Linked DNA regions of Homo sapiens: regions 1, 2 and 3 are each linked to region 4. Evidence: chromatin contacts called from ENCODE Hi-C or POLR2A ChIA-PET data. All regions are on one chromosome and are shown on one strand. Each heading gives the region's core, a stretch centred on a gene start or an enhancer-like site at or near the end of the contact. The rest is flanking DNA. Distances are from core to core; before and after follow the strand shown. Region 1 has its middle 56 kb from the start of LINC02513. Region 2 has its middle 43 kb from the start of RBM47. Region 3 has its middle 27 kb from the start of RBM47. Region 4 holds the start of SMIM14 (small integral membrane protein 14).

The links. Hi-C counts contacts between places; a loop is a spot of excess contacts on that map. ChIA-PET counts read pairs that join two places held with the same protein, here RNA polymerase II (POLR2A). Pooled maps may share reads with other maps.
Region 1: a loop to region 4 is called in a pooled map, with 2.9 times the contacts of the local background. The contact joins the enhancer-like site here to the promoter of SMIM14 in region 4. A Hi-C loop is called at or near these places in 3 of 50 pooled maps. POLR2A ChIA-PET finds 5 or more read pairs at or near these places in 2 of 52 experiments (B cell and K562).
Region 2: a loop to region 4 is called in a pooled map, with 2.1 times the contacts of the local background. The contact joins the enhancer-like site here to the promoter of SMIM14 in region 4. A Hi-C loop is called at or near these places in 3 of 50 pooled maps. POLR2A ChIA-PET finds 5 or more read pairs at or near these places in 2 of 52 experiments (BJ and GM12878).
Region 3: a loop to region 4 is called in a pooled map, with 2.8 times the contacts of the local background. The contact joins the enhancer-like site here to the promoter of SMIM14 in region 4. A Hi-C loop is called at or near these places in 2 of 37 single-sample maps with no recorded cell type and 3 of 50 pooled maps. POLR2A ChIA-PET finds 5 or more read pairs at or near these places in 3 of 52 experiments (BJ, GM12878 and WTC11).

Annotation. Positions count from the first base shown.
Region 1 is chr4:38,309,211-38,312,054 of GRCh38, forward strand. No RefSeq gene overlaps it. Among named protein-coding and RNA genes, the nearest start is that of LINC02513, 56 kb to the right of the region's middle. RefSeq lists enhancers at 1,195-1,324, 1,335-1,494. Within about 2 kb of position 1,366, at least 6 of the 41 ENCODE cell types and tissues checked have a DNase peak (open chromatin) inside an H3K27ac peak, as active enhancers do.
Region 2 is chr4:40,671,778-40,674,477 of GRCh38, forward strand. No RefSeq gene overlaps it. Among named protein-coding and RNA genes, the nearest start is that of RBM47, 43 kb to the left of the region's middle. RefSeq lists an enhancer at 505-1,704. Within about 2 kb of position 1,279, at least 13 of the 41 ENCODE cell types and tissues checked have a DNase peak (open chromatin) inside an H3K27ac peak, as active enhancers do; they include GM12878, where a contact is called at or near this core.
Region 3 is chr4:40,654,997-40,658,003 of GRCh38, forward strand. No RefSeq gene overlaps it. Among named protein-coding and RNA genes, the nearest start is that of RBM47, 27 kb to the left of the region's middle. Within about 2 kb of position 1,560, at least 3 of the 41 ENCODE cell types and tissues checked have a DNase peak (open chromatin) inside an H3K27ac peak, as active enhancers do; they include GM12878, where a contact is called at or near this core.
Region 4 is chr4:39,637,484-39,640,386 of GRCh38, forward strand. It overlaps SMIM14 (small integral membrane protein 14), which reads right to left and starts at 1,382. Exons shown (of 5, transcript NM_174921.3): 1 at 1,256-1,382. It overlaps SMIM14-DT (SMIM14 divergent transcript), which reads left to right and starts at 1,657. Exons shown (of 6, transcript NR_183845.1): 1 at 1,657-1,811. RefSeq lists an enhancer at 1,324-2,041.

The sequences.
Region 1 (2,844 bases), core at 116-2,615, 1.3 Mb before region 4:
TTATTTTATGGGGATGCTATTCTACTATTCCTGCTTCGTTCGTTATGTGGAATATTTCCATTAAAGGAAATTTGTCCTCATCAACTCTTTAGTTACCCTAAATTTTGCACAGTAAAAGCAGGAAAAATGCTTGGTTATTTTCTATTTACCAGTTTTCAGCGAAATGAGCTATTTCCTAGCTTCTCTAAACGTGTCCGATGAGGGTTTTTTTCCTGAGTAATTTTAAACCTGTAACTTCACAAATATTGATGTGCTTCAGTCTACTGCAGTTATTGATGCTTGAACTGTATTATCTTTACCTGGGTAAACAGAACTTCCTCCATTTAGTTATTGGGTACTTGTAACACTACCCCATCATATTCTAGGCTCAACCTGTTCTATGTAATATTTTTAATGATATCTCTCCATATTATCTTTTGTTCTATTTTTCAACTAGCTGACAAACAGCTAGGAGGCGTGGCTGTTGAGGCTTCCTGGATTCATCTTCCAGCTTTTACATTTTCTGCTACATGACTTGGGCAAGTTATTTAACTTAGCTCTGCAACAATTCCTTCATCTATAAAATGGGAATCATAATAATTGTACTTACCACAAGTTGTTAATAGAAGGATAAACTGAATTAATGTATGTAAAAACACTGAGCACAGTACCTCACACACAGCAAAAACTCAACAAATAGTAGTTATTTTCATTAGGTTTAATAAGACTGCTTTAGTGTGTCCTCTTTCTAAATTTTTCTAAGCATTATTGACACAGTTGTGATTATAATTTACATTTATTTGCTTCCTGACATTTTTTCTTGTAACAACATACACATTATATATGTTCCAACAAACATTTCAGAAACACAAATTCCAAAAATGCTGTAAAACTCTATTATGTGGTAAATACCATAATTTACCTAACCTACAAGCTCTCCCATAAAGACAGCTAATTTCCAACTTTCCCTAGTATTAATACAAATAACGCAGTAGTGACTATCTTTGTGGACAGAGGTTTTTGTTTTTCTTCTACATTTAGCATTATTTCTTTACTACAAATTTCCAAAAGCGAAATGACTAAGTTTTGACCAAATTTATTTCCCCATGGTTTGTAATCGATTCACATTTACGTTTTTAGTGTGGACTGAAAAATGTTTATCCACTGCCAATTATTTTTCATGCTCTTTTATACAATCCGATGACAAAATCAAGCCATTGAAATTGGTCAGCGCTATTGAAAAAATGGTGTAGTATGGTCACAGTCTCCTAGCAGTCTATGTACAGCAATGTCAGCCTAGCTTCGTTGAGTCAAACCAGGGAGATGGAGGGAAATTTTGGCTGCCACAGCCTTGAGTGCGGTGAAAAAAGAAAAAAAAGAAAGAAAAAGAAAACCAGCACTCTGAGTAATCTAGTAATTGGGTTCTGCCCTCTCATGAGCTGACAGGAGACCACAATCACGTGAAACAACCACCAAAGATGGTAACAGCTCAGCAAGAGTGACTTGGGCTTAACAGGTGCAGAGTCCTGGCTTGGAAAGGGAGCTTGGCTTACCAGGGCTCTGCTGCACTCTTGAACCTGGCTGCAGGGGTATGAAAGGGGCTGAAATCTGGCCCAACCCCTGCCAAGCAGTGAAGCTTAGTGTGGATATTACCCTTCCAGAAGGATCCTCCCAGAAAGAGCAGATTTTTGCCACTCATCTACCCAGGAGAGGTGCTACTTTCGAATTCACACAAAGGCTGTGTGTGCCACATAGGTTCCTGACATTCCTTTGAGTGAGAAGCCTTGATCTGACAGGAAGACAGCTAGAGAGTGCTTAACTGTTGCTTCTCCAGAGTCAATTCCTTGTGGAAACTTTCTGTCCCTGCACCTGTGAAATGTGCTTAATGGATTTTGGAGACCTACGGTAAGATGGAAGATGATAGTCCTCAAAGGCCAGGAATCCCAAGGTGTATTACTTGAGCCACTCCTAAACCCAACAAAATTTCCCTTCTAAATTGCTATCCGCTCCCAAATAAGTATCTTAATTTAGCTAATTTTGTAGCCTAATGGTGAAGCTACAGACGCTAAATGAGAAAAGCCTGGATTAGAATTCTGCCTTCACTAAAATAATATCTGTGTGATCTCACATTCCTCCTTATCTGCAGATTCAGGAAATAGAAGCACCTGCTTTCCACTTTTCAGGGTTGTTTTGAGGACTAAATGAGTCACTGTGCATAAAGTATTTGGTGTGTTTTAAGTATTCCATAAAGGTGGGCTCTCACTGTTATTGTGCATTTGAGCCACCTTTGCCTCCTACCCCTTGTTTTGGGTAGGGAGTGGGTTTCTTCCTCTTGTGATGGGAATATTTCCATTTACCTGTGTTATACAGTCTTGGTTCTGGGGTTTGCATGCTGAGTGTAGCAGGAAGGGAGGAGGAAGCACTTACTTCTAAAGGGCACAGAATAGTTGCCACCTTCGTTAGCTATTCCTTTTCTATTTCCTATTCACCCAAGAGGAATTCCATGCATCTCCTCGGGCGTCTAGCACCGCCAGCGAGCAAGAACACACACCTCATTCCCTCCGATTAAAATGAGTAAGGCAAAGGGATGAAATGTTCCTTTCGGCACTCACTCAGGTAAATTGGTTCTCAGTGTTTAAAAGGAGAGAGGGGGAACAAGAATGATGCTCTGTGCCAGAGTTCTGTGTTAAGTGCTTCCAGTCCTCTGGCAAAAGCAGACTGTGCATAGCCCCACCCAGGCTTGAGGAGACTTCTCCCCACAGCATCTGTTTAAAATAAAAATATTGCCGTATGTCAGAGGAAGGTTTGAACCTTCCCACTGCTCCTCTCTTGCTCCTTCTGTCATAATGGAGGTAGAAGATTTAA
Region 2 (2,700 bases), core at 29-2,528, 1.0 Mb after region 4:
CCATGGAATTAAGTATCTTTCCCATATTAGACCCATTAGCAAATACCCCTGAGAGAGAGAGAGAGATTAGGTGCAGAAATAGCTCAGGAATGCCAAATCATTTAACAGATGCAGTGCTTTTGTTCTTGATTCATTAATTCATTCAACAAATATTTGATTCCCTACTATGTGCTGTAAATTATTGTGGATACTGGGAATACAGCAATGAATAAAACAAAACCTCATGCGGGAGAAAGGCAATGACAAACAAATAAACATATTTGTACATCTGAGGCATATCAGGTAGCCAAAGTGCTATGAAGAAGAATAAAGCAGGGGCCGGCGCGGTGGCTCACGCCTGTAATCTCAGCACTTTGGGAGGCCAAGGTGGGTGAATCACCTGAGGTCACGAGTTCGAGACCAGCCTGGCCAACATGGTGAAACCCTATCTCTACTAAAAATACAAAAATTAGCCAGGCATGGTGGCACGTACCTGTAGTCCCAGCAACTTGGGAGGCTGAGACGCGAGAATCGCTCGAACCTGGGAGGTGAAGGTTGCAGTGAGCCGAGATCGTGCCACTGCACCCCAGCCCGGGAGACAGGGCAAGACCCCCTCTTCAAAAAAAAAAAAAAAAAAAGAATAAAGCAGGATAAGGAGACAGTGACGGGCAGGGAACAGCGCTGCTTTAAATAAGTTGGTCAGGGAAAGACACTCCAGTCAGATGCCACTTGAGCAGAGATCTGAGTGAATTAACGACATGAACTAGAGAAAGAATATTCCACGCCAAAGAGAACAGAGGCACAGTGGCCCAAGGCAGGCAGGAGTTTAGCATAACTCAAGGGAGGGTCCAGAGGTCCTGCGGCTGGAGTGGAGTGAGCCGGAAAGAGGAAGGAAAGGTCACATGAAGAGCTGGGGCCAGGTCCTGATGGTAAGTGCTCTTTGGAACTCCTCCTTTTAAAACTGGCGTGTCTTCAGGAAGCTGAATATCTACAAAGCTAGGCCTCGGAGAGAAGGCTTTTCCTGAGTATGTTTGTGTGAGTGATTCCGTGTGTTAACAAAGCGCCCCAGGATTTGCCTTTTCTTCCCCTGTTTCTTGCTGTTAGAATGTTAATCTGGCTAAATCCATTCAGCTTCACTCGTTTGGAAATCAGTCATCTAATGCTTGTAGCGAAAAAAGGAGACAAGCTAATACATCTCAACAGAGCAGATACGTGGGAGCCACTCCCACAGATCAAGATCCTTGCAGAAACCCAAGCCATTGTTCAGCCAATAGTAAATAAGAATCCGAGTCATTCTAAAACTGAGTAGAAAGCTGAGTCATCCTTCCCTCTATCAAGAGCTTTATTCCTTTTGCATCCTGTGGATCTTGGTTGGTTAACACATTACTGAATGGTGACGTGGGTAGGTCTGTCTGCCTGCATCAAATCCTGCCCTAACCACATTCTCAAGATAGTTTTCACCACATTTACTAAACTTCCTTGAACCTCAGTTTCCTCCTCTGCAGGAGGAGGGTATGAATGCTTTATTAGTTTTCTACTGCTGTGTAATAAATTAGCACAGATCTAGAGGGTAAGAGCTACTCCCACTCATCATTTCACAGTGCTGTAGGCCAGAGGCCCCAGATGGCGTAACCAGGTTTTCTGCTAAGAGCCTTGAAACGCTGAAATCAAGATGTTGGTTGTCCGTGTCCTCACCTAGAGCTCAGGGTCTTCCTCCAAGCTCATCCCTGTTGTCAGCAGAATGTAGGTTCCTGCAGTTGTGGGACCGAGGCCTTGTTTCCTCACTGGCTGTCAGCAGAGGCCATTTCTCAGCTCCTTAAGCCTGCCCCCTTCCTCCACAGTGACCCTCTATTCCAAAGCAGCAACTACACACCTAACCCTTCTGACACTTGGAAAACATCTGACTTCTGCTCTCAGCCAGAGAAAGCTCTCTGCTTTTATTCTTTTTTTTATCTACTTATTTATTTTGTAGAGTGGGGATCTCGCTATGTTGCCCAGGCTGATTTTAAACTCCTGGGCTCAAGTGATCCTCTTGCCTTGACCTCCCAAAGTGCTGGGATTACAGGCATGGGCCACCATGCCTGCCGCTTTCTGCTTTAGCAGCTCATGTTCACCCAGATAATCACTCTTTCTTAAGGTCAACTGTGCCATACAACATAATATAATCATCAGAGTGAAATCTCATCATATTCACAGGTTCCAGAGATAAAGGACATCTTTAGGGTCCATTTTAGACATTCTGCCTACAACAAATGCCTTCCTTGCAGAACTCTTTTGAAAATTAGAGATGATGTATGTGTGTAAAATAGTTGCCAGCTGCTAATAGCTGCTATTACTATAAGAGCCTCTTTGATGCAGGGAGCAACTAAGTAACTGAGCTACTCAGTGAATCAAGTATAAGACCAGACTCCGGTGCCAGGGCTGTGGCTCATGCCTATAATCCCAACACTTTGGGAGGCCGAGGCAGGCGGATCACCTGAGGTCGGGAGTTCAAGACCAGCCTGACCAACATGGAGAAACCCTGTCTCTACTAAAAATACAAAATTAGCCAGGCGTGGTGGCGTGTGCCTGTAATCCCAGTTACTCAGGAGGTTGAGGCAAGAGAATAGCTTGAACTGGGAAGGCGGAAGTTGCAGTGAGCGGAGATCACGCCACTGCACTCCAGGCTGGGTGACAGAGCGAGACTCCGTCTCAAAAAAAAAAAAAAGATCAGACTCCAAA
Region 3 (3,007 bases), core at 310-2,809, 1.0 Mb after region 4:
CTGGCTGAAAACTAGGTACTTGTATTGCACTAAAAGAGTTATTTTGGGTGGCAAGGGCACCCAAAAGAACAGTGGAGGCTGGACACGGTAGCTCACCCTTGTAATCCTAGCACTTTGGGAGGCTGAGGCAGGCGGATCACTTGAGGTCAGGAGTTCAAGACCAGCCTGACCAACAGGAAGAAGCCCCATCTCTACTAAAAATATAAAATTAGCCAGACATGGTGGCACATGTCTGTAATCCCAGCTACTCGGGAGGCTGAGGCAGGAGAATTGCTTGAACCCGGGAGGCAGAGGTTGCAGTGAGCCAAGATCACGCCATTGCACTCCAACCTGGACAACAAGAGCAAAACTCCATCTCAAAAAAAAAAAAAAAAAAAAAAAAAACAGTGGAAAGGCTTGGGTAGAATTTTTTTTTTTTTTTTTTGAGACAAGGTCTCCCCGTCTGTCTGTCGCCCAGGCTGGAGTGCAGTGGTGCGATCTCAGCTCACTGCAACCTCTGCTCCCTGGGTTCAAGGGATTCTCCTATCTTACCCTCCCAAGTAACTGGGACCATAGGTGCGTGCCACCACACCCAGCTAATTTTTTGTATTTTTGGTAGAGACAGGGTTTTGCCATATCATCCAGGCTGGTCTTGAGCTCCAGACCTCTATCTGCCCGCCTCAGCCTCCAATGTGCTGGGATTACAGGCCTGAGCCACTGCATGATAACCATTATTGTTGCATTAATAATGAATATTGTATAGAACACTTGTATATTGTCATTCGCAGAGTATCTTTTTAAATTTGCTTTATTTGGGCCTGGCCGGTAATTTTTTTTATAGATAAAGATGGGTTCTCACTGTTGCCCAGGCTGGCCTCTAACTCCTGGCCTCAAGAGATCCTCACACTTTGGCATCACAAAGTGCAGGGATTACAGACATGAGTCAGTGTGCTCGGCCCAAAAAAGGCAAATATAAAAGGATACTCTGCAAATGACAATATGCAAGTGTTCTATACGATATTCATTATTAATGCAACAATAATGGTTATCATGCAGTAATAACAACTGTAATGGAAAAAGTTTTAAATGCTCATCATCAAAGTGAATATCTAAACAGGAACTATAAATCATTGTATCGAATGTCTAATCAAACAGGGTTTGGAGGATGATCCCTGGCTAACCAGACATTGGGAGCTTCCGGCATCAGTTTTCATCATTGAATGTCTAAGTTTCTGGGCTCAGAAAAAAGTTTGCATCATCAAAAATGTGGATATGTGAGAAACAGTGCAGAGAAGGTATAGAACATTGTGAAACCTCTTTCTCTGAACAGTTTTAACATCGAAAGTGCCATCTGGCCACAAGGATCAGAAAATAACCAGATTACTAGCTGCCAGATTTTACTTCTGCAAAAAAATAAATCAAAAGACTCAGTAATCTATCAGTGCAGGAATTCTGGGTTGTGATCAGAATAAAATAGGTGGCAAAATGTTCCTATGAGTATCAAGGCCAGCAAAGAATCTCTTTGGCCTTTTAGAACTGGATCACGTTAACTTGAAACTGAGTCTCCGTGCAAAGGGATGGGGCATAGCTCCTTCAAAAGAGGATGTGGGTAATCAGACCACTCAAACAGGTGGCACAGTCAGTGTGGGAGTCTTGGTCCCACTGAGGTATCAATACTCATCTGGGGAGCCCTCCTCCTGCCCTGCTAATTACGTTAATCTCTTAAATTCCCTTAAAAAGTCATGGCACTTTTCAGGCTGGGCATGGTGGCTCACGCCTGTAATGCCAGCATTTTGGGAGGCCGAGGCTGGTGGGTCGCTTGAGCTCAGGAGTTCAGTCAAGAATGGCTCCGGCAACATGGTGAAACCCCATCTCTACGAAAACATTGAAAATTAGCCGGGCATGATAGCGTGTGCCTATTTTCCCAGCTACTCCGGAGGCTCAGGTGGGAGAATCATCTGAGCACAGGAAGTTCGAGGCTTCAGTGAGCTGTGATTGTGCCACTGCACTCCAGCCTGGGTGACAGAGCGAGACCCTGTCTTAAAAAAAAAAAAAAAAAAAAGTCCTAGCACTTTTCAAACATGTTAGGGACTTTAGAACTTATCTGGCCAAATGCTTCCATTTCACAGGTGAGGAAAACAAAGTCTCAGAGAACTACTCTGAAGGCCAGAGAACTCATCAGTGGCTCAAGCAAAACATGAATCTCCCGCTTTCCATAACAGTTTTCTCTTCACAGTGCTGCTGCCTTCCCCATCCTTCCACCTTTAGTGCTCCCACAATCTTTTTTTTTTTTTAGGCAGAGTCTCACTCTGTCACCCAGACTGGAGTACACTAGTGCAATCTCGGCTTACTGCAGCCTCCACCTCCCAGGGTTCAAGCAATTCTCCTGTTTCAGCCTCCCGAGTAACTGGGATTACAGGCGCCTGCCACCATGTCTGGCTAATTTTTGTATTTTTAGTAGAGACGGGGTTTCACAATGTTGGTCAGGCTGGTAATTTTTGTATTTTTAGTAGAGATGGGGTTTCACCATGTTGGCCAGGGTGATAATTTTTGCGTTTTTAGTAGAGATGGGGTTTCGCCATGTTGGCCAGGCTGGTAATTTTTGTATTTTTAGTAGAGACTGGGTTTCACCATGTTGGCCAGGCTGGTCTTGAACTCCAGGCCTCGAGTAATCCACCCACCTTGGCCTCCCAAAGTGTTGGGATTAGAGGCATGAGCCACCGTGCTCAGGCTTCCCACAATAATTTTTACTTTGACACATACAGACTTCAATATCACATTCGTATGCACCAAGCTATATGGGAGAATATCTGTAAAGATTCATGAGTTGTTATGTATAGAGTGCTTAAATTGTGGACATAGAAAATAATATTTCTATCCAGATGCAGTGGCTCACGCCTGTAATCCCAGCACTTTGGGAGGCTGAGGCGGGCAGATCACCAGAGGTCAGGAGTTCGAGACCAACCTGGCCAACATGGTGAAACCCCATCTCTATTAAAAATATAAAAAATTGGCCAGGCATGGTAGC
Region 4 (2,903 bases), core at 132-2,631:
TTTGATAAGGAGCAATTAACTATCACGTACTGTTGTTCTTTCTTGCTGTTAACCACTGAAACACCTCAATTAATGAGTTCTCGGGGGTGAAGCGGTGTTCTTAAACACCACGTTGGAAAAAAAAAAAAAGTTAGGACAAAAAGGTTTGGTTTTCTGGTCGCAGTGCTGTCGACGGCCGCGGAGAGCGGCAAGTTCGGAGCAGGCTACACTAAAGGAATCTGCGCGGCCAGCCACCCTAAGTGGAAGGGAATGCAAAGCCTCCTGCAACCTCCACAGCGCTGGGCAGCAAGAATGCCTCCTAAGCGTCCCAACACTCCAACACCTGGAAGGTCTTACGCTTTCCAAGTTATAATATGTACAGCTGCTGTTTCTGACAATAACACACACAAACTGGAAGGTCTCTTCTGCAAATGTAGCTATTACGTGTGTGAAGCTCATCCGACTCTCTCGATGCAAAAGTAACACATTCTATTAAGGCCACAGCCTCGGTTTTGCCAACTGGGGCAACTGAAAACATCCTACCGACTCTCTACAGCTAGCAAACCATCTCGGCTAAAATCCTGGCACATATAAACAGCCACTTTGGTGAAGTCTGCCTTTAAACAGCAACACGGGACTTCGGGTAGAGCCGGTAACCAGTTTATCACACACTATTAGTTCCAATAAAGGGTGCTGCTACCTCTTTACTGTCAGCCTTGGTTCCACTTACTGAGCAAACAGAAAAAGGGGATCCTTTAAATTCGCGACACAATAGGAGCTAAAAAGCTCTCGCTTTCAGGGTGTCAGCTTTCTCGTCTCACTTATCACAACAAAGGACGCATCCTAGTGACTTCACCGTACCCAGAAAGGGCTGAGGGAGACGGTAAACAAGATAGTGTGGATTTCAGGATTTGTGAGTTTTTCCTTCCAGCTACGACTCTCTTTTTACTCCATGATACGCCTCCACCCGTCGACAATCTGATCCTAAAAATAAAACCACCCGTGGCTACCTTGCCCTTGCCTGCAAAGCCCCGACTCTGACATCCTGCAGAGAATACCCAATTGCAGGCTCTTCGCGGGGGACGCGGGCTCGGCAGCAGCGGAGCTTCTCCCGGTGCAGAATCGCCAGCCCGGCCGAGGAAACGCCAAGCCCGAGAAACAGCCCTGTTCTGCCGCAGCCGCCGCAGTCCCCGAGAGCCTGAGGAGCCCCCAGGAAAAACTGGGGCGAGGGGAGGGTGAGCCAGCAAACGCTGGTGGGAGAGGGGGAGACACTCACCCGCCCAGACAACAACCGATGGGGCGGGGAGGATGGGGGCCGGGACCGAGGCTCGGCAGAAAGACCGCCTGGAGCTTCCAGAAGGCTGCGGCTGCTCCGGACGCTGCTGCCACTGCCGTTTCTGGCCGCCGGCTTCCTCCCCCTCCTCTGTTTTGATTCGAGTGACCACGTCACTCTTAGCCACAAGACCCGGATCTGCCGGCTCCCGCGGGCGGCGGCGCAACAGATTGCAGCGCCTGGAGACTCCAGCTGCCCCGCCTGCCGAGCATGCGCATGCCCAGCGCCTGCCCTGTGCGTCCCGGGAAGCCGGGCGGGAGCCTGCGGCTTCGGACGCCTACGACACGCTGTGCGTGGGGGCGCGGAGTGCGGGGGATGTAGTTCCGGTTGGGAGGGGCGTGGCTGAGGACTGTGAAGCAATCGGGGCGAGGCCGGGTGTCTGTTCAACTCTCCCGCGTATCGTCTGTTTCTTCGGCGGCGGACAGTGTTCTGTAATGTGTCTCCCGTTGCCCGAGCTAAAGGTTTTCCTCGACGGAGTCTTTAGAATACCGTGGTAGAGGTAGACGCGGTTACAAATTGATGTCTGTTGAGACAGTCTACCCCTGTAAAGTGTTTTTGGTTACTCAGGCCCGGATGGAAATTGGAGATGGGGATTACAAAAATACATCAAATGTGGCTGTTATTGATTCCCTTTACCTTAACATTTTTGCACCGGAAACGACCAAAATTAAGTTCAACAGGAATATTAATAAAAGGAATATGTAGTCGGGCTTGGTGACTCATGCCTGTAATCCCAGCACTTCAGGAGGCAGAGGTGGGCGGATCACTTGAGGTCAGGAGTCCGAGACCAGCCTGGCCGACATGGTGAAACCCCATCTCCACTAAAAACACAAAAATTAGCCGGGCATGGTGGTGCCCGCTTGTAGTCCCAGCTACTCGGGAGGCTGAGGTGGAAGAATCGCTTGAACCCGGGAGGCGGAGGTTGCAGTGAGCCGAGATCGCGCCACTGCACTCCAGCCTGGGTGATAGTGAGACTTTGTCTCAAACTAAATAATTAAAGATATGTGACCAAAGATGACTTGCTGGTCAGGAGATAATGGGGAAGTAGGAGGGAATGCTGTGGCTAGGCAGCCAGCCAGCCCAAGTCTTAGTTGCTTTGGTTGTAGAGCTGGAATAAGAGTGCTGCTTTTACCCAATCTTCCTTTTAGAGCAAGTTGGTGCTTCCTATTCTCCCATTCTAGTCTCTGAGTCTCCCCGCTAAATTTTGGGGGCCCTGGAAATTTCCCAATTTGGCAAAATGCAGAACTATATTGTTTTCTTAGGTCCTTCAGTTGGCAAGCTTTAATTAAAATGGGACAAGTGGCGAAGTAAAAGTGAATCCCAAACAAAGATTTTACGAAAGTGCCTCTCTGCCAGTCTTGACGGAGAGGTGAAAGCTGCAAGCTTTCTTACTCAGATTTGATGACCTTTTCACTTACCCAGACTTCCACCTCAGCAATTTGGTTAATTACCCCTCGACAAGCTGAATCACCTTCCCCAAATAAGTATCATTTACAAGAGCTTTTTAATTAAAGTGGATATTGAACACAGGTAAAGGTTTCTAGAAAATTAAAGGTTTCTGGTAAAACTTGAAGTGTTTCCCAGTTAACTA